Linked DNA regions of Mus musculus: region 1 is linked to region 2. The links are chromatin loops, found by intact Hi-C in ENCODE. Cell type or tissue: heart. All regions are shown on one strand. Each heading gives the region's core, and the rest is flanking DNA. Links, peaks and the distances in the headings are about the cores only. Region 1 has its middle 25 kb from the start of Msantd2. Region 2 holds the start of Esam (endothelial cell-specific adhesion molecule).

Region 1 (15,666 bases), core at 5,154-13,153, 63 kb after region 2:
TGAAACAAGAGATTTTTGACTGGGACTTCAGTGAGATTTTTGTTCTATTTGCCTGTACTAATGGATGCTTCTAAAGGCAGTAGAAAAAAATAATGGGTCTGGAGAGACAGCTTAGCAGTACAGACACTGTGCAGGCTGATTTTTGTTAACACAGGTTAGAGTCATTTGGGAAGGTGGATTATGGTAGATATTGATTATCAAACTTTACAGGTTTGAGAATCACCAAGGAGACAAGTCTCTGGGCATGCCTGTGGGAGCCACCTGTATTAGGCTAGCCCTGGGTATGTTTGTGAGGCATTGGGTAGATTGGGTTAATTGAGGTAAGAAGACCTACGTTAAATATGCACAGCACCATTCCATATGCTGGAATCCTGGACCACATCAGAAGGAGCAAGTTAGGTGAGCAGTGGTGTTCACCTGAGAAAGCAATGTGGCCAGCCTCCAGAACTCTGCCACCATCTCAGGATGACTCATACCCTCAAACTGTGAGCTGAAATAAACATGTCTAAGTTGCTTTTGGCGGAGCATTTTATTATGGGAGAAGTAACTGAGACTATAAGCAAAGATTTAGGGAATGGGAGGGAAAACAGATCCTCAGAGTAGCTCTTAAAACTTTCATTTTCAGCAAACAGCCTTCAAAATGTTTCTCATTTTCTGGTTTAAAATGAGCAAAACAACAGCTTAGGGTCCTAAACTGATCACAATGTGAAAGGTTTTCACAGGATTATCTGGTTTCTTTAAAAGTTTCCTTAGTGGAGAGGTGGTAATAATGTGTGCTTTTAATCCCAGCACTTGGGAGGTGGAGGCAAGCAGATCTCTGAGTTTGAGGCCAGCCTGATCTACAGAGCAAGTTCCAGGACAGCCCAAAGCTTCAAAGAGAAACCCTGTCTTGAGAAAACAAACAAACAAAAAACAGTAACAAATCTCTTTAATCATCCCTCTCATCTCCATTTGGTTTGTTTTCTTGCAAGGAGGTGTCTGTGACCTTAGGCTGCAAAGTCCATTGGCTGAGGCTCAGCCTGATAGCAGTGCCCTTACTCCAGATGCCTACTACACAGTGTATTACCTAGAGGCCTCTGAATGACCTGCTGTAAATTGGAAATTCTCATGAACACCTTCCTTGGATTTAGCACCAGAATGGCTCACAGAACTTAGGGAAACCTTTTACTTGCCATCTACTGATTTAATATTAAGACTACTACAAAGGACTCAGATGGGCATCCAGATGGAAGATATGCATGGGGCAAGCATCTGAGAAATGGTGCCAATGTCTCCTCACCCTCTGCAGAGCACCAGTCTGGAAACCTCCCCCTGTTCAGCTATGCAAAGCTCCATGGACTCTAGAACCTTCACTAAGTAGGCATAATTGATTACATCATTGGTCTCTAGGAATCTGGTCTGACATCTGTAGGTTCCTCTCATCTTCCAGAGGTTCAACTGCTGAAACTCCCAGCCTTTATCTTTTGTGAACAGCTTCAGGATGGTGCCCCAGCCACATCATTAGCATGATAAGGATTCTTGTCACTCCCAGAGATCTGAAGGGTATTAGGAGGTTTGTATAAATAGAGAATAATAATAATAACAATAATAATAATAATAATATAATAATTCACAACAACAGAGGTAAGGCAGTTGGACGTCACGTAGCTCAGGCCGGCTTCTTTGTGGGTTTGGTGGGCTCTAGGAACCTGCACTCACTAATGCTTTGTATCACAGCAAGCGTTCCGTAAGCACTGTCATTTCACTTTACAAAAGAAGGCACTACCATACGCTGGGATTAGGCTATGCACTGGCCTATGTTACTCTATATTGCGCAAAAATGGTACTTCTCTAGGCTGTGCCTTGCCCAAAGAGACTCCATTTTACAAACAGCTTTTTACTCCATTCTGAGTGCAAACACAGAGCCAAAATGACTCTGTACCTTAGCAGACCACTAAACAACACCAGCTGTTCAGCACCACCCACAGGCACAGAACGATAAATAACTTATTCTTAAGAGTAAGAAAGGGTGCCACTTTACACACTTTTCAAAGTAAAGCAGGACTAAAGGAACACATGGAGATATTAAAATCATTTGGAAAGCCAGACCAGAGAACTCACCAGACACACTAGGCTGAGGAAAAGGAGCAACTCCTCTTCCGACTCCATGAAAACGAACACTATAATGTCAACTTGTCCTGTGATAGACAACACAGAGTGTGATCAGGGACCTGACAGGCAGAGAACCCTGGACTGTGTCAGGGTCTTCAGCTCGGCTTGTTTCCTGTTGTTGACTGGTCCTGTTGGAGTGTTGTCTGTCAGTCTGCCTGTTTGTTCATCCCTCTGGATCTGCCATCGCCAATCTGTCCTTTTGTTCTCCCAGACCCAGTCTTGCCCTTCATTTTTCCCGTCTCTCCCACTTCATCAGCTTAACTCTGAGCCTGTGGTTTGACTCGGAAGCAGAAGCAGCTTTTGGACCACTCCAGCCAATTCACTAACTTACCCCACAGAGACTCTAAGTCTTATTGGTTTCCCAGTGTCTGCCTCTGAGACCTCTTTGTAACTCCTTGAACTCTGCTAGGGTCTTTTTAGCCCTTTGCAGTTGCTGTACCACTGAGGAAAATAAGATGAAATGAGATGAGAGAGAGATTTAATATGTGATTCATAATGTATCACTTGAAGTGTTAGAAATGCGTGTTTTGGTTGGCTATCCTGGACTACCCAAGTAAGTTGCTGGAAAGACAAAACAGTACTTGTCTGGGATATGAAATACCACATGAGGCTGTTTCTATATGCTTTGCCCTGGGGAGTGGCACTAGTAGGAAGTGTGGCCTATTTGTTTGTTTGGTTTTTGGTTTTTTTGTTTTGTTTTGTTTTGTTTTGTTTTTTTAAGACAGGGTTTCTCTGTGTAGCCCTGGCTGTTCTGGAACTCACTTTGTAGACCAGGCTGGCCTTGAACTCAGAAATCTGCCTGCCTCTGCCTCTCAAGTGCTGGGATTAAAGGCATGAGGCACCACGCCCGGCAATTGTGGCCTTTTTGGAGGAAGTGTGTCATTGTAGGCTTTGGCTTTGAGACTCTCCTCCTAGTTGCCTGAAAACAGTCTCCTGTTTGCCTTCAGAACAAGGTGTAGAACTCTCAGCTCCTCCAGCGCTATGTCTGCCTAGATGCTGTCATGCTTCCTGCTATGATGAAAATGGACTGAACCGCAGAACCTTTAAGCTAGCCCCAATTAAATGTTGTTCTTTAAAAGAGTTGCCTTGGTTATGGTTTTGAAAGACCCTGAGAAGAGCCCCTCGCTCAGGCCTCGGGATAATAGCAGACCCCCAAGAACTCACAAGAGGCCGGGCGGTGGTGGCGCACGCCTTTAATCCCAGCACTTGGGAGGCAGAGACAGGCGGATTTCTGAGTTCGAGACCAGCCTGGTCTACAAAGTGAGTTCCAGGACAGCCAGGACTATACAGAGAAACCCTGTCTTGAAAAAACAAAAAAAAAAAAAAAAAAAAGAACTCACAAGAGACCAAGCTTGATGCAAACCACATGAGGCTTTATTCGGGGAAAGCCAGAGCTCTGGGGACGACTCATATCCCACGCAGGGGTAGAGGAGTCGACCTCGAGGGGAAAGGGGTCCCAGTTTTTATAGGCCCTGGGGGGGGGGGGGAAGAAGAAGAGGGGAGTAGGGGATTTCCAGATGTAAACAATGTCTATTCTTAAGAAATGGGTATGGGAGGGGTACAAGGAAAGAGTCTGGTGCAGGTGCAGCAACTCTGGATTGGCCCGGCTGTGGTTGCTGGGGAGATTTTCCAACTCTATCCCAGCAACCAATATCACAAACACCTGACAGTGAGGTGCAGCAGTGGGCACACACCTGGGTTCAAGGAACGGCCAGAACATTGGCAGACACACGGGTTCAAGAAGTGGCCAGAGCATTGTGCATCTCTATTTTTCTAAATCAGTGAAGCTACTTCTGCTAACAATGAAACCTATTTTGCCAATGTCAGGGCTTCTGTGACCTTTTACATTCTGTCAGGATCTTTCAGTTTCTCTTCACAGCAATGGGAACCCTAAGACACCATACTACTGAAAGTGCATGAGCTGAGCTCTGGTCACAAAATTACCTGATCCCGGGGCTGGTGAGATGGCTCAGTGGGTAAGAGCACCCGACTGCTCTTCCCGAAGGTCCGAAGTTCAAATCCCAGCAACCACATGGTGGCTCACAACCATCCATAACGAGATCTGACTCCCTCTTCTGGAGTGTCTGAAGACAGCTACAGTGTACTTACATATAATAAATAAATAAATCTTTAAAAAAAAAAAAAATTACCTGATCCCAGCTTTTGCTCTAAATTTATACAGTTATCCTAAAGTTAGTCACCACAGCTTCCCGATTGATGACAGAAAGAAGTGCATTTTGTTTGTTTGTTTGTTTGTTTGTTGAATTGATGTTGTCTAAGGATTGATGTTAGCCATGACCAAAAGCAACTTGGGGAGGAGTTTATTTCATCTTAAATTTTGTAGTACATCATTCAGAAAAGTCTGGGCAGGAACTCAAGGCAGAAACCGAATCTGAGGCCATGGGGGACGCTACCTACTGGCTTGCTCAGCCTGTTTTCTTAGAGCCCCAGGACTCAGCCTTTTGATGACCAGGACTACACGTGACTACAAGTGTCCAACCATTAAACTATCCATCTTTAAAACATCAAAACTTACTTATGTTACTCTAGTGTGTGTGTGTGTGTGCGTGTGCACGCACGAGAGTTGTCTACTGGTGTTAGCAGGGGCCAGAAAAAAAGGCATTGAACCTCCCAAAGCTATAGTTGCAGGAAGTTATGAGCTCCTGACATGGGTGCTGGAATTTGATCTCAAATCCTTTAGAAAAGCGACATGTGCTCTTAATGGATGAGCCATCTCCCTAACCCCATACTGTGCCTCTTTCAAAACGGCATTTATGCTGGGCAGTGGTGGCTCACACCTTTAATCCCAGCACTTGGGAAGCAGAGGCAGGCAGATTTCTGAGTTCCAGGCCTGGTCTACAGAGCAAGTTCCAAGGACAGCCAGGGCTACACAGAGAAACCCTTCCTTAAAAAAACGAAACAAAAGCCTGGTGTGGTGACACACGCCTTTAATCCCAGCACTTGGGAGGCAGAGGCAGGCAAATTTCTGAGTTCAAGGCCAACCTGGTCTACAGAGTGAGTTCCAGGGCTGCACAGAGAAACCCTGTCTCGAAAAACCAAAAAACAAACAAACAAACAAAAATGGTATTTGTTATCTGACATAGGGGCACATGCCTTTAATTCCAATTCTCAGGAGACAGAGGCAGGTAGATCTCTGTGAAGTTGAGGCAAGTCTGATATATATAGAGAGTTCCAGGACACAGCTGGGGCAAAAAAGGAAAAGGAGAGAGAGAGAGAGAGAGAGAGAGAGAGAGAGAGAGAGAGAGAGAGAGAGAGATTGGAAAGGGAAGAAGAAGGTTCTCTTGCCCAACTGTGATCTTTCTTTTGCTGCCCTAAGAAAATCCAATAGAGGGTTTGGATTGGCATTGTAGAAAATTCCGGAGTAGGATCATAGGACGGAGATAGAAACAGTACATCCCACTGCAGTTGAAAACTCTTAATAAGACCTCATAGCATAGATGCTATGTAAGAAATGGGGGGACTTTCTATCCCAGGGCCTGAAGTAGTCAACATAACTGTCCTGTTAACTAATTGGAATAACAGGTCTAGACAGATGGCTCAGCAGTCAAAAAACACTCGCTCTTGCTCAGGACCAGACTTGGTGCCTCACAGCTGTCCATAACTCCAGTTCCAGGGGATCCAATGATCGTTCTGACCTTCTCGGCACCAGGTATGCATGTGGCACACGGACAGAACAACCATAGACATCAATCAATCAATCAATCAATCAATGAAAGAGGATGCAACCAACTGAATATACGCATATGCTAAGAAAGTTGAAATTGTCAATGAAAAAAATAAACTTATGTCATCTCCTTACATTTATAAATCAAATTTAAAGGCCATATGTTGGATTGAATGAGTCTGTTTTTTACATTGGTCAAGAAAGGCAGTCTTTCTTCAAGCCTAGTTTTCTGGCATGAAGGCAAGAGGGCATGACATTCCATGACTGTTATAGATGTGAACAGTTTTATTTACTGGGGTCATTAATAGCCTCCAACCTTCTAGGTAAACATTTAACTTTGGAGCATTAGCATACGATGACTCACTAATTTTAAACCCCTTTTCCCTTATATGTCCATGTTAGGGCCACTGGGTCTTCAGCCTTTAAGCCTGGACACAGGAACAAATTCACATATATTAACTGCAGAGTGCCATAGTTTACATAAGACCTGCTTAGTTCAAATGGGATTGTTAGTTTTGTATCTCAACTTAGTTCCTGTCAATGTAGCAACTAAGAAAATTCCTTTGTAGAAAAAAAAAAAGCTTCCAAGCATGACCTGGCAATTGTTTTAATGGATTCTCAATGAAGGGTGAAGTGCTAAGTTATGTAGCCTGCAGGCATCCCATAAATATATTTAGACTAACTCTTTCTGCAGCCCACATAGAAAAGGACCCAAATAAGTACAGCTTCAGTCTTCGAATAGTGTTTCTTCTAGGCCCCGTTAGCACATCTTTAAACCTGTATGATTCACAAGGGAGCCTCTGCAGTGAATGTGTACCATCGAGAGCACAGAAGCAGGCTGGACTGGAGGTCATGGTTGGGCAGAGAGCCATATGCTGCTTCATAGAGAAAGAGAGCTACAGAGTGAGTTCAAAACCAGCCAGAGCAGCTCCATGAGAGCCTGCCTTAAAATAAAATGTGACAACAGCAAAAACAATGAAAGAGGTCTGGAAATATAACTCAATGCTAGATCAATTGTCTAGTATACAGGCCACCAAGTTCAATTATTAGTACTGCAGAAAAGCCAAATAAATAAATAAATAAATAAATAACAAAGGAGGGGTTAGTATGTATTGAGATCAGCTTTCTCTATTTTTTTTTTAAGTATAGAATAGAGTTTATTCAGGGCATGGGGGGGGGGTTAGAGTATAGTAGAGGCAGAGAAAGGCAGAAAGAAGGAAAGAGTAGAGAGGTGGGGGGCCTGGCCATGACCATGTAGAGTGAGGGGGGAGAGAATGGGGAGAGAGGAGGAGCAAGGGTGCAAGAGGCAAGGGAGAGAAGCAGGAATAAAAGCCAGCTTACTCTAAATAGGGGAGTGAGTCCTCAGAAAAAGAATAGCCATTCAGGCTAAAAGGACAATTCCTCACTTGTGTTAATATAAACAATTTTATTTACTTATTTGATACTATATTTTTATATTATTCATCTGGTATTAGAGATGGAATATTAGGCCCCTACATGCTAGGCAAATATTCTGCCATTGACTTACATCCCTAATTTGACAATCTTAATTTCTGTGCAAGGTATAGATTAGTACTCATCTTGACTTTGTGATGGATGCTTTTATATTATTAAGATTTGTTTTAAAGAAAGCTAAGATGAGGTATGCAAGCAAAATAGTCCTATAAGAGAAGAATATTATTTGTGAATGTGTATGTATGCATATTACTGGGGATAAGGTCCAGTATTTTTCACATGCTAGGCATACAATTTTCCCACTAAGTGATCAACTCAGCTCACAATAAAATCCTCCATATTCTTGCTATATGCCACTTTTCCTATAGTTATTTAGTTTTTGTTATACACTGAGTATCATTTGAGAGTCAAGATTGTTACATATTGGCTTGAGATTAAGCCAATTTCTGAGCACAAAGAAGATTTATTTGCCCCAGGGGACAGAGGACAGGGAATAAGAGACAAAGACAGGAAATAGAGGACAAAGAAGAAGGGGAAAGGAACAAGAGAGAGGGAGGAGCGATATTTATCCTGGAGGGACAAAGGACACCTCTGGATACAGAGGAGACAGATGTGACACATAGAAAAATGATAGTTTATAAAGAAGGTACAAGGGGAAACCCTGTATCAGGATGAGGTGTTTAATTTTCACTGGGCATGTTAATAAGGTGACCCAAAGGGGAATTTTGATTGCTGGACTTCAATACTTTGATAGTTAGACCTTGGTAGTTAGCTGGCCCTGTCCCTCTCACTGCAGCTCTTGGGAGAGCAGGCCTTGCACCACACCTGGACAGCACAAATAGAACTGGCCCTGGTGTGTGTGTGTGTGTGTGTGTGTGTGTGTGTGTGTGTGTGTGTACAAGGGTAGGTGGATAGGGTGGTGAGCTGACTCCAGCCCTGTCTGCCAGGTAGTGGTATGAGTAAGAGAAAGATGCCCTTCCAAACCCCTCTCTCCTCACTGCCTCCAGCAACAGAGAGAGCTTGCCGCACTTCTTGCTGGGTGAGTTAGCTGGAGCAGTGCTAGAGACCTGGCACTGGTAGCATGGTTGTAGAAGGGATGGTGGGCTAACCAACTCAGTTACCACCCAGGCCCAATCAGATCCAGGGCTTTGAATTGGCCCACACCAACATCTACACCATCTATAAACTGCTGGAGTGTGTGAAGGGACCAATCCTGCATATCCAAAGCTGTAGGATCTCTATGACATGGAGCAGCAACAGGATATATGAGAGGAATCAAGGTGAGGATTCACTATCGATAGTGTAGCAGAAGCCAGAAGCCTTGAACCAGACCAATGACTCATTGAAATGAACATTTGCAAGTAAAGAAGTATGGACAAAAGAGTATACTGTGTGACACACTGTAGCTTCCAGGATGAGAAACATTTTATTCTTTCTGGGAGGAGGTTGTAAGGGCAGAGAGTAGATACAAAGAGACTGGAAGATAAGTAAGATAATGTAAAATTCACAAAGAATCAATAAAAAGTTTTAAACACACACATACATGGTGTGTGTGTGTGTGTCTGTGTGTGTGTGTGTGTACCTTGAGATGCCTGCACCCACCTTTGCCTTGGGTATGTTCAACTATCCTTTTATTTTATAGTAATGTTTATTTTATGTGTATTGGCATTTTGCCTACATGTATGTCTATGTGAAGGTGTCCAGTCCCCTGAGACAAGAGATACAGACAGGTGTTAGCTGCCATGTGGATGCTGGGAATAGAAGTCTGGGTCCTCCAGAAGAACAACCAATGCTCTTAATCACCATCTCTCCAGCCCCAGCTATCCTTCTCTAAAACCCACCCCAGACCATGCAAGACATAAGAGGGTGACCAGCAGACATGGACTGGAAGCAAGAGAAGCCAAGCTGTGTGCTTGCTAAGTTGTGCAGAGATGCCACATTTTTATGACTTCAGAAACGTCTAGTTTAAAACTAGATTTTTTTTTTTTTGCATTGTTCTTAGTTGAGAAGCCTTTACCAGAGAGTATGTCCCTTTCCAGAAGGAAAATGTAGCACATCTAAGCTTCGCCGCCCCGCTTTCACAGATGAGGAATCACAGGATGCCTTAGGTTTCTTGGCAGCAGATACAAAGGCATTTTCAACTACCCACTCTCTCTCCCGCAATCCCCATCTAAGTACAGAAACAGTCCCCTTTGCCCTGGCTCCGATTTGAGAATCATCTCCCAGCCTTTAGCTCTGGGGGAGGATTCTCATTAATGAGTCAAGGCCTGCCACCTGGTGGTAAGAAATAAAAAGCCACTTGCTTTCTCATCTAACGCTTCTTTCAAATAATTTTTAATTTTAAAGATTTTATTTCTTTATTATATATATATATTATGAGTACACTGTCGCTGCCCTTCAGACACACCAGAAGAGGGCATCAGATCCCATTACAGATGGTTGTGAGCCACCATGTGGTTGCTGGGAATTGAGCTCAGGACCTCTGGGAGAGCAGTCAGTGCTCTTAACCTCTGAGCCATCTCTCCAGCCCTTCAAATAATTTTTTAATGTAATTTTTATTTACTTTTTGTTAATTCCAGCATTACTTGTGATAAACCAATGGCCCTTTACCGATAATAATTTGACACTTTAGGGAATAATTGTCAGCAGATAGCTGAAACTCATCTCACCTTAAGAGTGTTTCAAAACAGCCAGAAGCAGCAGAGGGGGGACAGTCATACACATACACTGAATTGCTCTTATGTACTAAAACCTATGTTCATTTACAGGCAAAAATGTTTAGATCACATCTGTACTGCTCCGGTGACTGACGGACAAGTTAGAAAAATAAATCAGGCAGCTCTTGCTCCCTTTGTCCCTTTGAAAGGCTGTGGGGGTTTGTTTTTGTTTGCTGATAAGTTTTTTTGTTTGTTTGTGCTTTGAGACAGGCTATCCTGCTGTCCTGGACCAGGCTGACCTCAAACTTACAGAGATCCTCCTGTCTCTCAGGCCTGCTTTGAAAGGCTAAGGGCAAGAGTAAATTATGAATCTATTAAGAGACTCCTCCAAATTTCCAAATACAGACAGACAGACGCACGCGCATGCACGCGCACACCCTGCGGATCTTCCAGGCATTCGCTTGTGGATCTCTCCTTGAGAGTGAAGGTACCTCAGCTTTTCCAGGACTGAGTGCTTCTGCTTCCACCAATTTCAGAAGCCTAGATTGTTCCTTTCCAGCTAGACTAAGCTCTCACTAAGGATGCTATTACAACACCATTACCATACTAGTCACCCGGCAGCTCTTAGAAATTCAAATCTCCTGGCCCCTTCCCAGATGAAAAGAATCAGAAACTGTGGGTGTTCAGATGTCCAAGTGATTGGGATGCACACTGTATTTTGACCAGCACAGGCAGAAAGTCGCAGACCTGGAGGAGGCTGGGAGTGAGAGGGAAGGAAGCCAACGAACCCATCAGACAACCTAGTTACTTCCCCTGAGTGGTAGAGGGAACAAAACATCTCCAAATGGAAAAACACAGGGTCATCACAGAGGGCTTTTGCCAACTCCACTTGGCACTGTTGCTGTGAACATAATTTCCAAATTAGCCTTGGTGAGACAGGTTATGGTACTGTGATCTTTATACAGAGCCAGAGACTCAGACTTCATTTCATATTGCTTTAGAGAGAGACCTCCACAGTGTCCAGAATAAGTAACTGGGACTGTTTCTATCCCAGTATCCTTTTCTTCATCCCTTCAAGACTCATGGAAGACTCACCTCACTTCCCTATAGTGTGGAAGACTGGAAAGTGCCCCAATTCTGTCTGGAGACAGAATTGGCCCCATCAAGTCCCAGGGGCAACCAACCCTCCTTGCTCTGTTGGATGGTTGCAATGATACAGTATCATGGTTGCAATGCTACAGTATCATGGCAATATACTATAGCAAGTATTATTCCTTAGCATTTTTACTCTGTCTTCCTTGCCCATCCCACCATATCCTTTTTGTTTGTTTGTTTGTTTCTGCCTCCCTACTTGAGTTTCTAGCTTAAAATGGGCATTACACATCGAAACGCGCTTCTTCTATTTTTCCTGTTCTCTTCAGCTACTGTCAAAAAGCGACAGCTCAGGACCAGGGTGGCAGACTGTCACAGTCTCATCTGAAGAAACCACTCTTCAGGAAGAAAGTCGTAGCTGAATTCAGGCATCTCCCTTTTCCCTTCATGACTTCTTGCAGCTGTAAGGACACACAAAAAAGCACAGGACAGATGCGGGGGAGTGGGAGACAGGCTCCATATGTCCTAAGTCCGTGGTTACCTAGGTGTGGAGTCCGCGGGACTCAGCTGCTGACTAGAAGAGGGGCGTGGGCGCGGAGCGGAGCCCTCCCCCGCCGCCCCGAGCTGGGTGACTGACTGTCAGGACGCATCTGCTCCAAATTTACGACGCCTCCTCCGGCCGCGGGTGTCCTCTCTACGGCCTCTTTACCAAGTGCTGCCCCAGCTGAGGCCCCTCCCCCGGGGAGGGGGAGGCCACGCCCGTGCTTGCCGGCCGGGGGCGGGGAGCAGGTGTGAAGCGAGGGGCGCTGCGGCGCGCGTGGTCACCCTCCACCGCGCCGCGGAGACCCGGCCTCGCCCCGGCGCGCACACAATGGCGTGGGGCCAGTTGCCTAGCGGCTCATTACTTTGGCCCGCCGGGGAGCGGCTGATGGAGAAGGTGGGAGCCAAGAGCGCTGCCACCGGGTCGCTAGAAAGACAGCGGGGCCGTGGCGCGCGGGGATGATGAAGAGGTCTGCACCGGGGACCAACGGCCAACCGGAGGAGCGGGTCCTCGGCACGGCGCTGGATGGTGGGGCTGGGGAGGGACCGAGGCGCGCCTCTCGCTGTGCGGGGCGTCTGCGATGGCCCATTGTGTGTTGCCGCGCAATGTCAGCCTGAGCCCCACTGCCGCTCGCGCCGCGTGGGTGCAATTCTTTCTCTCAGCCGCCCTTTCTTCACTAAGTGAGCAGCCAGCGCCACAGACGCGTGTCTAGCGAAGGGGTTCTCCTTATATAAAGGAGTGCAAAGAGGAAAGAGACTGTACAGAAATCAATCGCATGGTGCTGGGGTTGGCTGGGTCTCTCAACCTGCCTTTCGATGAGCGGACTTTCCCTAGCTTCCCCTTTCCTCCCCAGCGCTCTGTCTCTCGAGTTTAACACCCCCTTTCTAGCTGCTGGGTCGCGGGGGTCCAGCCATTCCTTCATTTATTTATTCTCCTAGGCAGTAGATGGCTTTGGCCTCTGCAAGGGTGAAGCCTGGCTACGTGTACGTTCCACCTTTAATGCTAGGGTGAGAAGACAGCTTGGAGAGAAATGGGTAAAGAACTTAGGGGCCGGTTCTAGGTCCTTATCGTGTAGTGTCCCATGGCCAGGGACTCAGGTTGCCTTATTTAACTCTCCTCCCTAGAAAAGGACCTAAAAACGGACCAAAAAGGGTTTATGGGAGCAAGGTCTGGTAGAAAGGCTTTGAGTTCACTACAGAGGTGGATTGGATCAGATCCAATGTCACAGTCTGTCACAGCCCATGGACCAAATTTAAAGCACAGGCACGTTTTGGCCTATAAATGTATTCTATATACACTCTGTTATCCAGACTATTTTTTATGGGTAAGACAAACACACAAAATTAGAACCCTCAATATTCAGCTCAGCACTTATATATCTGATATCTGTCAATATCAATATCAACCCCGGCATCTGCTCGTGGTTTTGAAGCAAATATCAGAAACCTTACAACTTCTTCTGTAAATATTTCAATGCAGGAATCTTTTAAATAGCAGTAATGGGCCAATGAGATGGCTCTACGGGTAAATGTGCTTGCTGCCAAACCTAAGATATGATTTTAATTTGAACCCCAGACTCACAGAGTTGAAGGAGAAAAACCAACCCTCCTCACAAGTTGTCCTCTATCCTTCACAGGTGAATTCTAGCGCATGCTCAGTCCCACACATACATGCACAGATTGCACTAAAACGTTTTAAATAAAAATAAAGAGCAATAGGATTAGCATATCTAAAATAACAATCCTTTATCTAAAAATCTGATGATGGATTATCTTTAGAGAGGATTCCAGCTCACAAGTGAAAAGGAAATCGTGGAAAGGAAAGTCTCAATTTGTCCATCTCCAATGGAAGAGTGCACATATTCCACCACTGTTCCCGCTGTCTTATTCCCATCAGTGTACAGACTTAGACCCAAGTGACTATATACAGTGTGTTGTCTCTTTTAATCTGCCGTCCTTCCCATCCCTTAATTATTTTTTTTCCCTCTGTACAATTCATTTGTTGGGGAAAGCAGGTCATTTGTTCTGTGGAGTTTCCAGTCTGGGTTCTGTTGAATGTATCCCTGCGGTGTCATTTCACATGTTTTTCTGTCCCTATTATTTCCTGTAAATTGGCTGTTAGATATAGAGTCGTGATCAATTAACGCTTGATTCCCCCCCCCCTCCAGAATACGTCATAGGCAATGTGTCTCCGTCTATCAGGAGTAATGCTAATGTCTGCTGCTCTGCTTTGTCGTTATATGAGCATCCAGTGACAGTGATCACCAAGGTTCATTATTCACGGGAGACAGCTAATTCATGGCATTCTGTCTCTATCATTTCCTCATTATGAGCTGAGATACTTTTCTAAGGTGAGCCTGCCTTCAAGTATTTGTTTATCCTGCTTTGAGTAAGAAAGGCAAGACAAATGTTTGGCTTGAACTCTCTCTGCAAATCAGGCTGGTCTCGGAGCTCCACCTGCCTCTGCTTCTCAAGTGCTGGGACTAAAGGTGTGCACCATCATACCTTGCTTACTTAGTATTTTTGAAATAACCAGGTTGATTTGTTGGCATCTCCTAAAGGTAAATGATGCTTTTTAAGTTTAATCCAAGCCAAACCAAAACCTACCCAAATGGGTGGCTGGGGTTTAGCTCAGTGGTAGAGCATTTGCCTGGTATTTGATAGGCCCTAAGCTTTGTCACCAGAACTGGAAAAAAAAAAAATAGCCAAAAGAAAAACATCATTACAGTTGAGACTTAAATAGAGTTGAAGTGTTTTAGACTCGGTATGTGTTGACTGCTACTTTAAAATGAGATTCCACTAAGCTAAAGTGTCTGTTCTTTGTCCCTTTTCCAGGAGATTAGAGCAGGCTTTGCCTGAGGGGCACCATCCCTCCAGTGGGTACTTAATCTTGCCTGGGTCTTTTCTATCTCTTCCTTGGGTTGTTGCAGCTGTGTGTGTGTGTGTGTGTGTGTGTGTGTGTTGGTCAGCTAGATACATTCCAATGTTCTCACCTTATAAATGATTAAAAACTGATACAATAACTTACCTAACCCGGCCTGGATGGAAGTATCCTGGCTACTTACCAAGAGCAAAAGGAAGATTGGGGTTGGGGGCGGGGAGGAGTGGCCTGTGCCTTACCTTCTAGTTGAGCTGAGCCAGGGGCCTAGGAACATCTCAAGAAAATCTTCTCGATTCCAGGAGCATGCTTTGCAGAAGAACACTGGGCGTATTCCAAACGCTTCTCTCTGTTACCTCCCACACCCAGTCACCTTGCTTGCTAATTAGCCTCCCTGCCTTCATTTCAGGCCCCTCCCATCCACCCTCTGCACAGAGGTTTTCCAAAATATTACTCTTAATGGTTTTAAAATCCACCGCTAACTCATCATTGCCTTTATAGTACATCTAAATAGAACTTAGTACTGTCTTCAAGGTCTTTCTGCCTTCTACCCATTCTGTCACCTGGGCATGACCAGCTACACTGAATTGTGGTCCAGCTCTATACACACTGATCTGTGTAGTTTTACCCTTTCTATTAGCCCTTAGCTTTTAATTCCTATTTACAGGTTAAGACCCACTTCAAGGCTTGAAATTAAACTCTGTTTCTGACCTGCCTTGGCAGGCTGGGATTCAGCACACCAACCACTTTGCCTGCCTTTCCACAGCACAGTGTTTTCCTTAAATAGCACCTTGCTACTGGTGGCCTTTTACTTTGTTTGGAGATTTAAGTGTGTTTGGGCCCATGCTCCTAACCAGAGCTATGTCTGTATGTTCAACACTTGGAGGATGTGGCGAGTAAATGAAGTCAGATGAAAAAAATGGGTTGGTGGAGTTTTGTGCAGAGGGGATCTTTGAAGCCTTACAAAGGGGAGAAAAGACTCCACGGTGGCTCCTGGACAGAAGCCCGAGAGACACTAGGATTCCTTGTGATTGATATGGCATCCTGGAAACAGCCCAAACTCGAGCTTTTGGCTGGGTAACGCCTGGCCCTACCTGAGTTCAGCCATCCTTCAACCAGTGTGTGGATCTGTGGGTCTGTGTGTACCGATGTAGCTCCGCGCCCGCCAACCCCTCCTTCCTCCCGCTGGGAGGATAATTAAAGCGCCA
Region 2 (15,666 bases), core at 4,792-12,791:
ACAACAATAATAATAATTAACTTGCTTAAAATTTTAAATAATTCAAAATGTATCTTCAAAAACAGTATCCATGAAGCTAGGTGTAGTGTTGTGCACGTTTAATCCAGCACTTGGGAGACAGAGGCAGCCAGATTTCTGTGAGTTTAAGGTAAGTCTAGTCTACATTTTGAGTTCTAAAACAGCCATAGATAGATGCATGAGACCCTTCCTCAAAAACAAAACAATACAAAAACAACAACAACAACAACAACAACTCTTATTCTTTTATACAATCAAAATTACTTGCAAAGCCTTGGCAATTAATAATGACCCTTTAAAAGCCATCTCATGACTCATATTTCAAATATTTCAGTTGCTGATCATAGCGTATAATCAGGAGGCTGAGGCCAAAGGATCGTTTGTTAATTTGAGACCAGTATTAGCTATAGATAAGATTCTGTCTCAAAACCAAAGAAGCTAGGGATGTAATTTAGTAGTAGAGTGTCTATCTCTCATGTACAAGGTCCTGACTTAAATGCCGGTATCTCACACACACACACACACACACACACACTACCCCCAAATATTTCTTATATGGACTGGAACTCAAATCAGGCTGTTTAGTTCCAGACCTCAATAAAAGTATCCCCAGTTCTTAGAAGCTCTGAGCATAGCACCTGCTAATATATCGTCTTTCCATGTCCCTTTCTGTAAAGCCTGTCTTCATCACTCCAGTCTGTGAGGTACCTCTCATCTTCCCTCATCTTCAGCCACCATCTCAGAGACCTCCAGGAACCCTCTTACCTAAGGCTGGTCCAAAGAAGACCTGGGAGGATGGGGCCAGCCTCTCCCACTGGTACTGAGCAGTAGGTTTACTCCTTGGGGACTTGCAGTTCAGGGTCACATTGGTCCCGACATAGGGTACACCCTGTAAACTACAGGATGGAGGAGCTGGAGGAACTAGAGAGGGGAAGACAGGTTAAAATCCACACTCCAAGGGCCCACGGGTTTTGATCCCTCCATCTCTTAAGTCATTCCACCTTTCATCCCCAGGTCTTATGCTCAGCCACTTGAGAGGGAGACCTGCTTCACCTCCCTGTGCTGAGGTGGGAAAGAATTCAAAGATGTGTGTGTCTTACTCACCCAGCACTTTGAGCTCTATGCTTTTGATGCTGTGGCCTATACTTTTGCCTTCATCATTCTGCACATTGACAGAACAGCGGTAAGTCCCAGAGTCTCCCTCCTGGAGTGCCCCCAGGCGCAGGGACACATTCCGTGAAGAGATAGAGTGGACCAGGGCTGTTCCAGGTTTATTTGTCATGACTCCATTAATGTAAGACAACACCTAGTGGAGACAGGACATCTGTTAACGGTCTCCAATGCATCTGTAGGCATTGTCAGCATCTGTTGGTATGTGTCAGCTCAGCATGTCTTCCTCCTCCAAATTGGACGTCCTCGATGCTTCCTCACTTGACCTGAACCACCTTTTAGTAACCTATCTTCTCACCCACCCGCTCACAACTCTAGGCAGTTCTCACTTCCCATGTGGACCATCACCTCTTCAGCTTTTATGGTGGCTTTTAGGGGAGCACCATACTGGGAGAAGAACGAGCAATGCAAGAGGAAGCATGTATAAAAAAAATTAGATTGTACATTACAACTTTGTAAGGCCTAAAGTTTCTACCTTTAAAAGCCACACTAAAAAAAAAAAAAAAAAAAAAAACAAAAAACAAAAAACAAACAAACAAACAAAAAAAAAAGATTTTTTTTCCCCCTGTAATTGAGAGAGGTATGGCTGGGAAGAGAGCTCAGTCTCTGACATGCTTGTCCTGCACACATGAAAATCTGAGTTCAGACCGCAGAACTCGTGCTTAAAAATCAAAACAAACAAAATCTCAACAGGGTGGAACATTTATTTTTAACAGCACTGTGCAGTTTCTTAACCATCAAGTACAGTAATGTCTGATACGATTGGGACGGAATTGGAGTGGCAGCGTGCACTGATATTCAGCACCTGATATTCAGGTTGGAAGAACCAGCACTTGCTCCCTACAAATGCCTTCCGCAGAGTCAGCACAGAACCAGCCATTAACCTAGCACACGGCGAGTGTGAAATGGAAAAGATGGAATGAGAAAATAGCTACGTTAGAAAGACCAACCCTTTTTAAAAAGACTAAAAACTTCCAGTTTCTCCCGTTGAGCCCCTAAAACATCTCACCTTCAAGGCTGTCTACTTTGTTCCAAGAACTGACTTTCTCCTCAACTTCTTCCTAAATATCCAAAGACTGTACTGGCCAGTGTCATTCTACTTTGTCACTCCTGACAAATATTCTAGAAGCTGATATAGGGTCATGTATGTGAAGCACATATAACTCTAAAGCTGGAAAGCCACAGACAGGTGGACTCTGAGGCTTGGGGGAGAGCCAGCATAGCCCAATGATGTGTTTCAGGGCTGCTAATATAAGACCCTGTCTCAAAAACAAGATAGATAGCACCTGAAGAATGATGCCTAACGTTTGACTTCTGGCCTGCACATGAGCAGGCACACACACACACACACACACACACACACACACACACACACACACACATATGCATATGCATATATTCATCAATATGCATACACATCCAAACATGCATATATACACAAAAAAATTCAGTGGGGGATTGAACAAGATTGCCTGCCTTGCCCTAGTGTATTCAGGAATTCCTACGTTCCATACCCAGGACTGCATAATCCCAGCACTTGGCAGGCAGAATGAGAGGCAGGCAGGTTTCTAGGAGTTCAAGGCCAGCCTGGTCTGCATAATGAATTCCAGGACAGTCAGGACTATTTAGAGAGATGCTGACAAAGAAAGAAAGAAAGAAAGAAAGAAAGAAAGAAAGAAAGAAAGAAAGAAAGAAAGAAAGAAAGAAAGAAAGAAAGAAAGAAAGAAAGAAAGAGAGAGAGAGCGAGAAGGAAACACAAAACCCAAGATAATTAGATCAAATAATTTCCTTGAATACATTTTCCAAGACCATGCAAGGAATATATACAGTGAGGGAGTCTGAAAATGGTTTCATTTAGCTTCTGCATAAAAGAACCATTGAGTGGTACTCCTGTGTAGTGGAGGACCAGAGCTGCCAAGTAATGGCAGGGGCCCATACTGTCTTTCACAGATAGAAAGAATTTAGGGATTTGTGGCTGGCAAGATGGCTCATTGTTGGGAAAAAAAAAAAAAAGCATTGCCACCAAGGCTAATGATCTGAGTTCAGTCCCTGGAAGTCACATAAAGATAGAAGGAAAGAAGTGACTCCTGAAAGTTTATCTCTGAACTCTGTACTAGCACCATGGCCTGTACAAGCCCACTCTACACAAACATGAGGAGGAGGAGGGCTGATAATGGCAGATGGATCCAGGAAGAGATGTGGCCTGTACTTGACAATCTCAAGCCCAGAAGATGTCAGCTCACAACATGGGAAGCTTTTTAAGTTGGTGATGCAGGGACGGTGTCCCCTGCCTTTAATCTCAGCACTCAGGAAGCAGAGGCAGACATGCCTCTGTGAGTTTTGAGGCCAGCTGGGTATATAGTATAAGACCAAAAAAGAAAAAGGTTTTGTTTTACTCACACCGTGTTTCTTCTATCCTCAGTCTCACCCTAGGCCCCGCCCCACCACCCCACCCCACCCCACCCCACCCCCACTGGCACTTTTACCTCAGTTTCGTGTACTGGGATCCACAATGAGAACCAACACTGATATAGGCCGTCTTCTCTTCCCTATATTCTCTGCCAGCTCATCCCTACACCCCTCAGTTGTCATTGGCTAAGATTTTCCCCTCACCTGGTTTGGTTCCTTCCCTTCTTGTTCCAAGAACCAGATCAGGATGGGCACCTCCCGGGGGTGGGACCACGACTCCTCCCGTGCCATCGTGTACCAGGCGGGGAGCACCACTTCTTCTCCCTCTACCGCTTCCAATTTGTTGAGGCCCGGGGGCACGTGCAACTCCATCTGAGCTCGGGAGAAGGCAGCTGAAAGAGAGAGCAAGGAGGTGGTAAGCTCCTAGGGTGGGTTCCCTAGTCAGCCGAAGGAGCCTGCCTAACTTCCGTCGCTTGAGGGGAAAACCTGTCCCTGGAGAACAAAGCCTGGAGCCGTGCCCCGGAGACCTCTTTCCCAGGGTCCTGCTTCTCCTCACTCCGACGTCTATTAGTGTTCAGAGTAGGGACGGAACCACATTTCTATGTAATCATTCTAATCCTGAGGTACAGAGTCTGAGCAGATTCACCTCCAGAAGGGCGATTCCAGAAGGGAAAGCAGACCTGGTTTTGACCCACACCCCCACGGCACACACTTGCTCCTCCAGTCTCCTTGGTGGCAAGGGAGAATGGAGATGCCAGGCCAGGTCACCCAGACTCTTCAAGCCCGAGCTCGCAACTGGATGGCAGATCGCTACGTAGTTACTCATTAACCGCGCGGCTCCCTCTGAACTCCGGGAGCCAGCCCTCAGCTCCAGCGCCTGCTGGTGACTAGGAGAATCCCAGGCCTTGGCTCAGTCCCACTGAGTCGGCTACCCTAGGGAAACGCACGCCTGAGACTCAGCCAAACCCTCAAGAACACTTTTGGGGGTCCTGACTATCAAAGCGAAATGCCACTGAATTGTAGGAAGTGTCAGGATGAGAGTTGAGGACATTCTTCCCACAAGTACAAAGCTTCCCCAGCATGCGTTGGGGATAGGAAAGGGAGTGTCCCTTTCGGTTAGGGGGACACTGATGACACTCCAGTGCCAAGTGCTAAAGCCTTTTGGAAAATGACTTTGGATTAGCACAAAGCGGAGCCTGGTGACACCAGCAGCTCTCTTCCTGGGCCCTGCTCTTCCTGGATCATAGCACTCTGCACGCAGGACAAGCTGCCACCTTGGAGAAGGTGAGCGGGCAGCCGAGGCTCGGAGGCCCCAGACCATCTGCGCCAGCAAAGCCAATCGGAAGGCTGGGGAGACTTAGAACCCTACCGAGCCAGGATGCGCGCCTCCCCCATCGCTTCCCGGCCGCGTCTTAACCAAGGCTCCCACCCCTACTCCTTGTCCTTCGTGGCACCCCCCACCCCTGACATTTCCTGGCGGATCCCTGCAGTCGGAGCAGGAAACTTGCGCCCGCCGATAAGGCAGAAGACAATGAAGCCCGGCCCGTTAGACCGGAGGCTCTGCAGGCAAAAACAACCCGGCCTTGAGAAGGTCCACTTCCCTCCAGGGACTCTGCCTGCAGGTTGTTCCGCTACCGCCAGGCGCACCTTCCTAGCCTTCTTGGGGTAAGGCCAGTAAGGAGGGAAACATGTCTTTATCAGATAGACTTCAGCTTCCCTCCCCAAGAGTGTTCTAGCTGCCTCTTCCAGGTTTTGCACTTGCAGTTTGCAAAGCGAGGGGCAGGGGCTGGGAGTGGGAGGTGAGTTGCAGCATGTACACCCTTGCTTCGAGGTGAGCAAGGGACTCCTGGGATTTCCCAGCTCTCTGCTCTAGAGTCACTTGAAACGGAAGAATCCCCTAACTGATCAAATCTTTTTGTGACTGGGTGCCGCAAGGAGAAAAATGGGGAGTCCCTGGGTTCCAGTGAAGGACTCCGGAGCTGCTCAAGAATAGCATCGTTCAGCCCAATCTAAGACCAGAAGGAGAGAGCCAAGGGCCTAAGCAGAGCGAATGGGCCCTTCTCCCCAGGGCTACTATTTTTAGTTTCCCTATTTCTCTGAGAAACTCCCTTTGTGGGCTTCTCACGCTCCAGGGACAGTTCTGAGCCACGAAAGAGCACATGGGGGGGGGGGAGGGTTGCCTTGTGCCTTCCCCAGGAGCAGCGAGTGCATTTAACCCTCCAGAGGCCAAGAAGGGCAACCTTCGTGGCATTATTAGTAGCATTTTAGGCTCTGGATCTTTGATATGACAAAATCAAACTCAAAAGCTGAAAGAGAAAAAGGAGGGGCCACGGGTGACCTACAGAGGATGCCTGTGATGTTCAGGCAGCCAATATAGGTTTTTCCTCCCTTGCTTGGAGGCTGACATTGCCCTCTCCAACACAGTAAGGGCCAAGCTGAGGAAGAATGCAGAAAAGAAACAGAAGCTGAGGTTGAAGGTGCAAAAGCAGAGCTGAGAAGCTGAAGGCACAGGAAACACTCCAAGCTTTGGAGGGAAGGGCACAGAAGCTCTGAGACTCATATTTGGGAACCTAAGATCTCATGCCCTCAACACCACTAGGACACAGACCAGGCCGAAAGAAACCATGGGTGGGAGCAGGGAGATCCCCATCAATGTCACTGAATCTACTCTACATTCTTCCAGGTCTTACTTGCTCTGACATCCTCTAGCCCAAGGAAGAAGTTAAAGCGAGGATTCTAAACCCAGAGAGCAAAACAGCCTGGGGAATAGCTTATAAGGGACTTAGTTCCTACTGAGTCATTTCTCTCCAGATATAGTACTGGGTGGGCCACCTCCAGCTCCTGCTTAAGATAGTTGTCCTGGAGAGCTCACCCAAACACTTGTTTCAGGAGGTCCCCTTCCTCTTGGACCCTTTGGCACCCTCTCCCTATTTTCCTTGTTCCTTTGGATCTGAGAAAAGATAAGGACGATGGTAGACCTGATGGTAGGCTGTGTGCTGGAGTCTGAGCAACTGACCTCTTCCCGAATTTCCTGTGTCCAAATGACCTCATGGTCAGGCTTTGGGGGCATCTCCTTTGATTTCCAGGGCAGGAAGCAGGAAGGAAAGAAAAGAGCTTGGTGGGGAAATGCTGGGACGTGAAGTACTGCTTGAAGTACTTGCGTCAAGACTGAGGACCAGGCATTCCCTCAGGGATCTTTCACATCAGCTTGAATGAGGGGTGCGGGGAGGGGGGACTGGAACTAAGTCCTTAAGCCTTTAGTCACTGTCTCATCCAGTGCCTCAGCTTATCCAGCTGTGATGAGTGGGGGTAGAGAGTAGACAGGAATAACTGCCTTAACTCATCCCAGAGGTCTTGGCTGGAGATGCCTTTATCCCCCTCCCCAACACCACACACCACACCAAAGCTGGAAGCCGTTCTAGCCATAGAAGGCAGAAAGTGTAGCACCAACCAGTGATGTCCAGAAGTGGAGAGTAATGAGGAAAGACAAGAATGTCAAACAAAAATCCCTTCAAACCCACTCTCTAAAGTCCTCCCCTAGGATCAGATTTACCTGATCAAAGCCCTCCAGACCCGGTGTTTGACTCACCAAGGGTACTCAGTCCCAGGAACAAAACCCGCAGCAAGCTGGTCTCGGGGGTTCCAGCCTGAAGAATCATGGCCCTCCTTGGCCCGGAGTACTCAGGGAGAGTTGGACACACGGTGTCTACAGGTGTTGTGGGTGAGCGGCGGCAACCCGAATGTGCACAGGAACCAGGCTACTGACCAGGGTGGCTCCAACCCAAGTCAGCGGGTGTGCGGATGGGGAGGTGGGGTGGAGACCGACTGGACAGTGGGCGGGGCATTCAAAGGGGTGGAGAGGTCACCGTCCTGCCGGGCGCGGCGCGCTAGTGACTCGCAGCGGGGGAAGAGAGCTCTCCCCAGGCTCAAACAGCCGGATCCGCCGGCCTCTACCTCATACCTCCAGGGCAGGTGTCAGGAATAGAGGGTGAAAAAGGAGGAATGGGGGCGGGGGGACTAACCTAAATTTAAGAAGTGACCCCGACCCGACAATAAAAGCCCTGTATCTGGGGTCAGAACGGCCGCTCCAAGCCTGGCGTGCGGCATCCCGAATCAAAGCAGAGCAGCCTTCTCGGAGGAAGAGGGGAGCCCCCACGTTGTGTAGTGTGGGTTCAGCTGGGTTAGGAGCAGCCGCTGAAATGGGGATTCGAACTTTATTAGCCCACACCTCTCTCCGCCCGGTTCAGGCCCGAGGCTTCTGGGGAAGACATCCAACATAGCCCTGACGCCACAGGCCTTCCTGCTCCTAAGGCTAGAGAGGGGCTGGTTCTCCAGAGTTCCAGAAACCGAGGCCCGAGGCGGAGTGTATGGGGGTCTGGGGGGAGTCTCGGACCTTTGCCTCATGAAAACACGGAAGACCTGGTACAAGGGAGGTGAGCAGGAAACTGAGGCAACAGTCACAGGCTTAATGCTGACCAGGGAGGAGGGAGCAGCTGCAGGAGGACGGGATATAAATAATGTCTTTCCCTTCTGTACAGCCGCTGGTGTCTTCGCAACCGCCCATCCTTGTAGTGAACGGCTTAGGCCAGTTCTGATCCTTTAATTCCCAGGACTAGATCTTTCCGCTGTGAATTTAATTTCAACCCCACACCCCACCCATGTCATTGGGGGCGGGGATGGGGGTGGCGGCACCTCTGCGCCCCCTGATGGCCCGGGCTGCTTCAGCAGGGGGAACGCACCGGTTCCAGCCTAACAGCCAATAAATAAAAATATGCTTCAAGTATTTGGGCAGGGCTTTGCTGCGCAGGACAGAAGGCATAGCCACGAATGTCTGACGTGGCCTGTTCCGAGGGAGCAGAACTGTCAGGCAGTAGAGGCAGCCTGGCCTCCTCATCTCTACACACCCCATCAGCTCCAGTGTTGTGCAATGGCTTTTCCTACCTAAAGAGCCCCAGCCTGGCTCCTCTTCAAATACCAGTCATGCAGTGGCTCTACGAAATGCCTATACAAACACTAGACTGCCCCTGACATCTATGGAATCTACCTCTTTGGCAGCTCAGCTTTCAAACTTTGTACTGTCAAAAGGTGATGTTAGGGATGGGCTGTCTTGGTTTTCCTTGCCTATCAGATTTTTCTAGATTTGAGAATACTAAAAACATTTTTTAAAAAGTGTGTATGGGCCTGCATGTGTCTGCACCACGTGTGCAGTGCCTGTAGAGGCCAGAAGAGGGTGTCGGATCCCCTGGATTCTGAGCTGCCCTATGAGAAGATGCAATCAAGCCCCAATGCTGCGGAAGATCCTTACCCTTAACCCCAAAGCCATGTCTCCAGTCCCATAAGTACCTCTTTCAAACACCCTTCATCTGTTGCCTGGACCACGTTGTCACTCCAAATGAATAACTCCTCCCAGGAAAAGGAAGTACAAAGCTTTGGCTCTTGCCTAGTGACACTGAAGCGTCTGATGACACAGGTGTGTCCATCCCTGCCCAAGAGCTGCTTCCCAAAATCTCTGTTACATAATCAGCTAAGGACCTAAGGAGAGTGACTGTCCCTATGGCACAGAAGAATTCACAGGCTTTTACGCCTGAATTTTCCTCATTGTCCCCTATTCTAACCACTTCTGACCCCGAGGAAGTCGAAACCTAAACATTGGATGAGTGCAAGGTAGGTTCATCATAGGTTTCTCTCAACCACACTTCATGTACGATCTTAGAAAGAATTTATATTTGGGCTGGAAAGATTTCTCACACCAGTCAAGAGGACGTGTTGGTCTTGCAAAGGACAAAAGTTTAATTCACAGCATCCACATGGTGGTTTACAACCATCCATAATTGCAATACTAGGAAACCTGATGCTTCTGACCTCCACGCATGTGGTAGGTACATATACATACACGGAGGCAAGACACTCACACACATAAAAACAATTTAACTTAAAAATTTTCCAGAAGTCAAAACAAAGCTTGACTAAAAGGGCCTCTCTCCCTCCTGGATCTGTTACAAGGCTTATGGTCTTAGTCAGTCCCCTTGTCTGAGACAATGCTCAATGTCAATGTTACCTGACAGCCTATTGTCTTCTTTTCTATTGTCTCTGGTCAGATAGGATATTCCTATCAGCAAGTCACTGTCCTCACAAGCCTCCATTTCCCAAAGCTCAGTTTTGTCCTCTTCCCTGACCTTTAACCCATTTCAAGCCACTCGGAAACTCAGGCTTGATCTTATCTTTGCCCTCCATCTTGGTCACAGGAGTCTAACAAGGCCACACTCCCAGTTATGCAGGTCTAAAAAGTCCTCACCAACTGTTCCTAAAATATTGTGCCCCATCTATTAACTAGTGAAGGAAAGGAATACACGTAGGTAAGTTCAGCAACTATTAATGATAATTCTGGACTGGTCAGTGGTCACAATGGAGGGGCCATGCAGTGTTCCTGGTAATGTTTGTTCCGCCTGTGACTATGTTTGTTTCAGCACTGGTGACCATGAATTTACTCCTGTATGACACACCATCAGTGCATCCTCGCCTGAGGACCAAAGAGGAAACCTACAAGAATCTCCCAAGGCCCCCACATACAAATACTGCACACACTAAGAGCAGGTGCTGTGCCGACAGTACCTGGGTATTTATACTCTCCCTGAAGTGGCACCTATTTTTAGCAGCTTACATTAGAGAAAGAGGTTACTTCTTAAGCTTAGATTCAAAGAACACAGACCACCTCTGTGGTTAAAATCCCTGAAAAAACATACAAGCATCAATTAGCCAAACGGTATCATACTAAGGAGGGGGGGGGTGTCTTCATTTGAGGGTTGTAGGAAAGAATTTTTTTTAAATATGCAATTTTATTTTTAGTTTTTTTGAGACAAGGTCTCTCTGTGTAGCCCTGGCTGTCCTGGAACTTGCTCTGTAGACTAGTCTACCTTCAAATTCAAGAGATCCATCATACTCTGTCTCCCAAACACTGGGACTAAAGGACCGTACCACTACCTTCTGACTTGTGATTTTTTTTTTAACAGTAGAGAAAACCAGGGCTTATGGGTTCTCGTCTGGACCTGCTGCCCATTTATAGCAAAGCCACTGAAGATGAGTTACCCACGCTCCTGCAATCCTTGACCACCAGCGACTCTTCTTAGCCAAGGGTGCTAAGCTCCACGTGGAGTGGCACCTGACCCACTGGAGTCTCAGAAAAGGAATATGCATGAGTCACTGCCTAGTGGACTGGCACCTTCCAGTTTTTTCTCTCAAGGATCACTCTTCAAAGGCATTAGTATTGTATTTTTACTGGATCTTCATTTTCTTTTGTTTAGACACAGAAAGATCAAGGCATCAAGTTTGTCCTTTTACTACTTAGCAGACTTACCTCAATTAGTAAGTGAAAAACATGGAGAATCAAAGTGCCTTCATACCACTAAAGTTAGAAGGAACAGAAAGAAATACAATATGACTTCTAATGACCTCTGGAACTGACAAGAAAGTACTATCTTCATTGTTAATATATATAGAAAAGAGTGCATTTGCGGGGCTTGGGGGTCTGGTCCTTCCTTTTCTTCTCTTTCCAGTATTGGGGATAGAACCCTGGGTCTTGTACATCTAGATGAGCCACATACAGCCTGTCTGCCCATTCTTACAGCAAAGCCAGACAAATCCCCACAAACAGTGCAGCCACACTCCGCTACAAAAGGCTCAACTAGCACACCCAAGAAGTCAGGAATTCCTTTAATTTTTTTTTTTTTTTTTAAAGTTTAAATGGCAACACAACCATAAAAGTTGGTACATCACATAAACAAAAGTCTTTGCAGGCAACACTGATTGGAAATAGTAAAACACTTGGTCGGTGAAAAAATGAATTCTAAATTATATACAATAGTAGCTAAAGGTAATATTTAAAAACAGCTGTATTTACTGTGACTTGATTTACTCGCCATTATCTATTGCTTATTTATTCAAGGTTGTAAATAATACTTATAGAGATGTGTAAAAATGAAACAGTGAAAAAAATACAATTTTCAATTTCATATGAAACTCAAAGTATAAGTTTTGTCCAATATGGAATGTACCTACATTTGCTTATATCAAGGCTCTAAAACCAGTTTTAAAATCGATGTTTTCTTTTTGTAAAAAAGAACTGACCCACCATGCAAGACCTGCTTGCTCAAAATGAGCATTTCAGGTGAGGTCTGCTTTTCCTGCCCAGAGTCTATGATTTCTTAGAGGTTGTATTGGTCTCATCGTGGAAAAAGCTCCCATGAAGAGTCCGACGGCAGCATCTGGACGTGGGGTAGTCTGGGTAATGGGAAGAAGGGACAAGACTGCACAAGCCCAAATCCTTATGAAGGATGACACTCAGTTGTTAAATTTTAAGGGGTATCCAATGGCTTTTTCCAGACACTCAACTAATGAGCCGGCAGAAAGAAAATCCCTCTCTACTTCTACAAATTTGATGTAGATGGACTTGGGGGAAACTCCAGGATCCACAATACAGTTCTGAGACAAAAACCCATTAATACCAACCCACTCTTTACTGAAGGTTTTGGCATTTGCTTGGAAATGTAAAAACAAGCACTGCTGCAGAGTCCTGACCTCAGCAATACCGAGGTAGCAGTAGATGATCCGGGTGGGTTCCACTTCCACCTGTAATGAGGCTTGTGCTGAGAGGGTCTCCAGGTCGACTCGGCCCTCTTTCCCTGGGTCCAGAGCATGGCGCTCCACATCTGGTGAGAGAGGCCTCTCGATACATTCTTCATAGCCAATGGCATAAAGGCCTGGGCTTTTAGGAATGCCTCCTGGCAATAAATACTGAACAACATTGCCCCCGGTTGGCTTCGAGTGGGCAATGGGTATCCAGTCAATCTCCATGTGCAGCTCTAGGCACCTCGCTTCACTGATGGTGATCTCTAAAAACTTGTAGTAAACATTTTTCCAGTTCATTTTTTGCACCCGGGTCATAATGATCCGTCCCTCAGGCTTCTCAGAGTTGAAATACTCGCGAAGACGCTTGCCAAGGGGCACCTGTGAGCTGATCTCAGCATAATGGTAACGAATATCCTCTTTCCAGCGGGTGTTATAGCCAATTCCAAAAATGGCCAATTTATTGGAAAGATGGAGCCTTGAGAAGTCTGTCCAACTCTGAAACAGTTCCCATTTCAACTGCACCGACTCCAAAATCTGTACAATATTCTGCATGGTATCTCGCTTCCTAGAAAGAGAAGTTAACGGTCAAATTCTTCAAGTATCTAGAGCAGCAATAGCTAACAGAATTTTCTATGATGGTGGAAATGTTCATTACCTAGACTGCCCACTATAAGAGCCACTAGAACTTAAGATACAGTCAACAGGAATGAAATGTTACATTAAAACACCCACACCTCAGAAGGCCACAGCATTAAATGTCAGAAATACCTCCAAAGGTTCCTAGAATTACAAACAGCTTTTCATGGTCACAGATCAATTTTAGTAAATATAAATACTTATGCTCCTAGGAGTCTTTTTTTTTGGGGGGGGGGGGTCGAGATAGGGTTTCTCTGTATAGCCCTGGCTGTCCTTGAACTCAGTGATCCACCTGCCTCTGCCTCTCCAGTGCTGGAATTAAAGGTGTGCGCCATCACAGACCTTCACAGCGGTCTTCAGAACAAAGTTCCAAAGGCAAAGAACACTTTAACATGAAATGCCGGTGCTGCCTCAAAACAATACCTTCATTTTTAAAACAGGATTTATGAGTCAGTAATTTTTCACACATGTTTTGGAGGAAAGTAAGTACATGGTTATAACTAAGGACCTAATACAAGGACAACATGCCTCTCCAATGAACATTCAAGGTGATAACCTCAGAAATGCTTCAATTATGACTTGCATAATTAGCAGATTTAGCAGATTAAGATAGAACATGGGATGGAATTCCTGTTCCACAGGCTACTTAAATGATGTATTGACTGATACTTCACATAATTTACATTCTTTTTGGAAATGATAGTGTATACCTTTACTCTCAGCACTTACAGGGCTGAGGCAGGCAGATCTCTGAGTTCAAGGCCAGCCTGGTCTACATGGTGAGTTCCAGGACAGCCAGGGCTACACAGAGAGGGGAGAGGAGCAAGAGAGTGAAAAAAGGAAAGGAGGGGAGGGGAGGGGAAGGGAGGGGAGGGGAGGGGAGGAGAGGAGGGGAGGGGAGGGGAGGGGAGGGGAGGGGAGGGGAGGGGAGGGGAGGGGAGGGGAGGGGAGGGGAGGGGAGGGGAGGGGAGGGAAAAAATGGTTTCTCAAATATGGCCAAACTTTGATATGCTAAGACTGGCTTATTAGATATTAACTTGGAAATGGAGCTGTTATATTTTTTTAAAATTAACTATAAGTTTAACTACAAAAGTGCTTACTTGTTTACTCACAATCAAAAAAAGCAGCTTGGCTAAGAGTGCTGGGTTTTGCTTGGTTTTAGTTACTGTTTATGAATAGGGGCAGTGTGTGCAAGGGCTGCTGGAGGCCTAGGATGTGAGTCTCTGGACACTAATACTGGGACATCAACCTGAGGCCTCTGCAAGAGCACCAAGCACTTTCTTAACCACTGAGCTTTGTTTCCAGCCCTCAGCTAAGAGAATCTTCAGAAGAGGCGATGGTCCTTCAGACTTTCGCTTTAAAATCTTCTATCTTCCAGGAGAAGAGCTTTGAAACATTCTGGAGAGGCCTCACAAAGCCTCTTATTACCCTGGTCTATCGAAGACGAAAAGAGCTAACACTGTGTTACAGTAACGGGACCCTAAGGGTGCCTTCCCTCGTGAGTCTGACTTACAATCTTCTCAAGTAAGCACCTAAAGGAAAGCGCTCAGTTCCTGGACCACTTCTCTGCTGAGGAAATAGGAAGGTACTCACTCAATCACAATATTCAAGTGTGATGCTCTGTGAGGCAGGTATGTTTCTGAGTGGGACAAAAGTTCAAAGGAATACTGTCTTTTATAGATATCAAATTGTTTTTATAAACTCCCTTCTCTTAAACTTTTGTGTGTATGTGTGTTTGGTATACGTACACCTGTGTGTGTATGCATGTACACAAGTCAGAAGAGGATGAAGTCTCCCTCCTCCCCTACCACTCTCAGCTGTGTTCTTTTGAGAAAGTGTCTCTCGATGAACCTGGAGCTTTCATGGTTTGAGTGGGTAGGCAGCCACTAACCCAAAGATCCTCCTGGTTCCATCTCTGTCAGCTTTACAGGAGCGAATGGCCATGGCCATTTTTGGCAGAGGTACTGGGACCTGAACTCATATCCGCATGCTTTTACATGAGGTGCTCCTAACACTGAGACATCTCTCCATGTTTTATTAATCTCAAGGAGGAATACACTAGGAGATGGAGGAGAGTGAAGAATTGTGTTCATCTTGCTCACTGATGTATTTTAATGCCTTACATACAGCAGACACTTAGAAAACAAAAGTTAATGAAACAAGATTGGGGAATAATCTTAATGAAGCATGGATTAGTCAGTAAACTAATCACATAGATGCTGGGGAGGGGGCAGGTGGGGAAGGAAGGAGAAAACCAAATAAAACCCAACCCACTACCCAGATCAAGATATCTGTATTTTATTTGATACTTCATTTTCTGAGCAAGTCAGACACTACAGAGAATCTCAGAAGTGCCAGACTGAGGTACAAATGGCCAACTGGAAGCTCTTCAGATCCTCTCACTCCTTAGTGAGCTGGCACCAGAGAAAAAGCACACCAGAGTTCTGCTGGACTCAGCACGACAGTGTTTCAGAAGCTTGGAACAATTTGGCACCATACTTATTTGAGTAGTTCCTGAAAACTGCCCACTTCCCGGGTTCTGAAGATCCAATGCCAAAAAAGGTTCCAGGGTTTAAGGCTAGTGGCAACTCTGTGATGGGTCTATACCTAGTTACATCAAATGACCATGTCCTGAAGATCCCAAGTGGCTATGTGGGAGACATAGGGCACTTTAGTTACAAAGCAGAGGCATTTTTGGAGAGTGAGGAATTTAAAAGTATGGATTTAAAAATCACTTTAAAAATCATTTGCCAGGGCTAGTGAGATGGCTCCGAGGGCAGAGCCCTTGCTATGTAAGCCAGATGACTC

What was found. Hi-C counts contacts between places; a loop is a spot of excess contacts. Peaks named below come from ENCODE experiments on the same cell type or tissue, not always from the same donor. Only the 100,000 strongest peaks of a DNase experiment are listed, where the experiment ranks them.
Region 1: it touches region 2 in a loop (2.4-fold over the local background); 7 of 42 quality-filtered maps call a loop at or near these places.

The regions. Positions count from the first base shown.
Region 1 is chr9:37,456,794-37,472,459 of GRCm38, reverse strand. No RefSeq gene overlaps it. Among named protein-coding and RNA genes, the nearest start is that of Msantd2, 25 kb to the left of the region's middle. In heart, for the core only: a CTCF peak has its summit at 9,585 (motif pointing left); no DNase peak of the experiment used is centred there; H3K4me3 peaks cover 1,179 bases; H3K27ac peaks cover 381 bases; H3K27me3 peaks cover 4,785 bases.
Region 2 is chr9:37,519,811-37,535,476 of GRCm38, reverse strand. Msantd2 (Myb/SANT-like DNA-binding domain containing 2) reads right to left here. Exons shown (of 4, transcript NM_146222.2): 4 at 11,312-12,787. The coding sequence ends at 11,935. Esam (endothelial cell-specific adhesion molecule) reads right to left here and starts at 7,388. Exons shown (of 7, transcript NM_027102.3): 1 at 7,187-7,388; 2 at 3,802-3,989; 3 at 1,123-1,324; 4 at 784-939. The coding sequence starts at 7,256. In heart, for the core only: CTCF peaks have their summits at 5,239, 7,473 and 8,302 (motif pointing left); DNase peaks (open chromatin) are centred at 5,106, 6,716, 7,416 and 8,176; H3K4me3 peaks cover 3,904 bases; H3K27ac peaks cover 3,308 bases; H3K27me3 peaks cover 1,357 bases.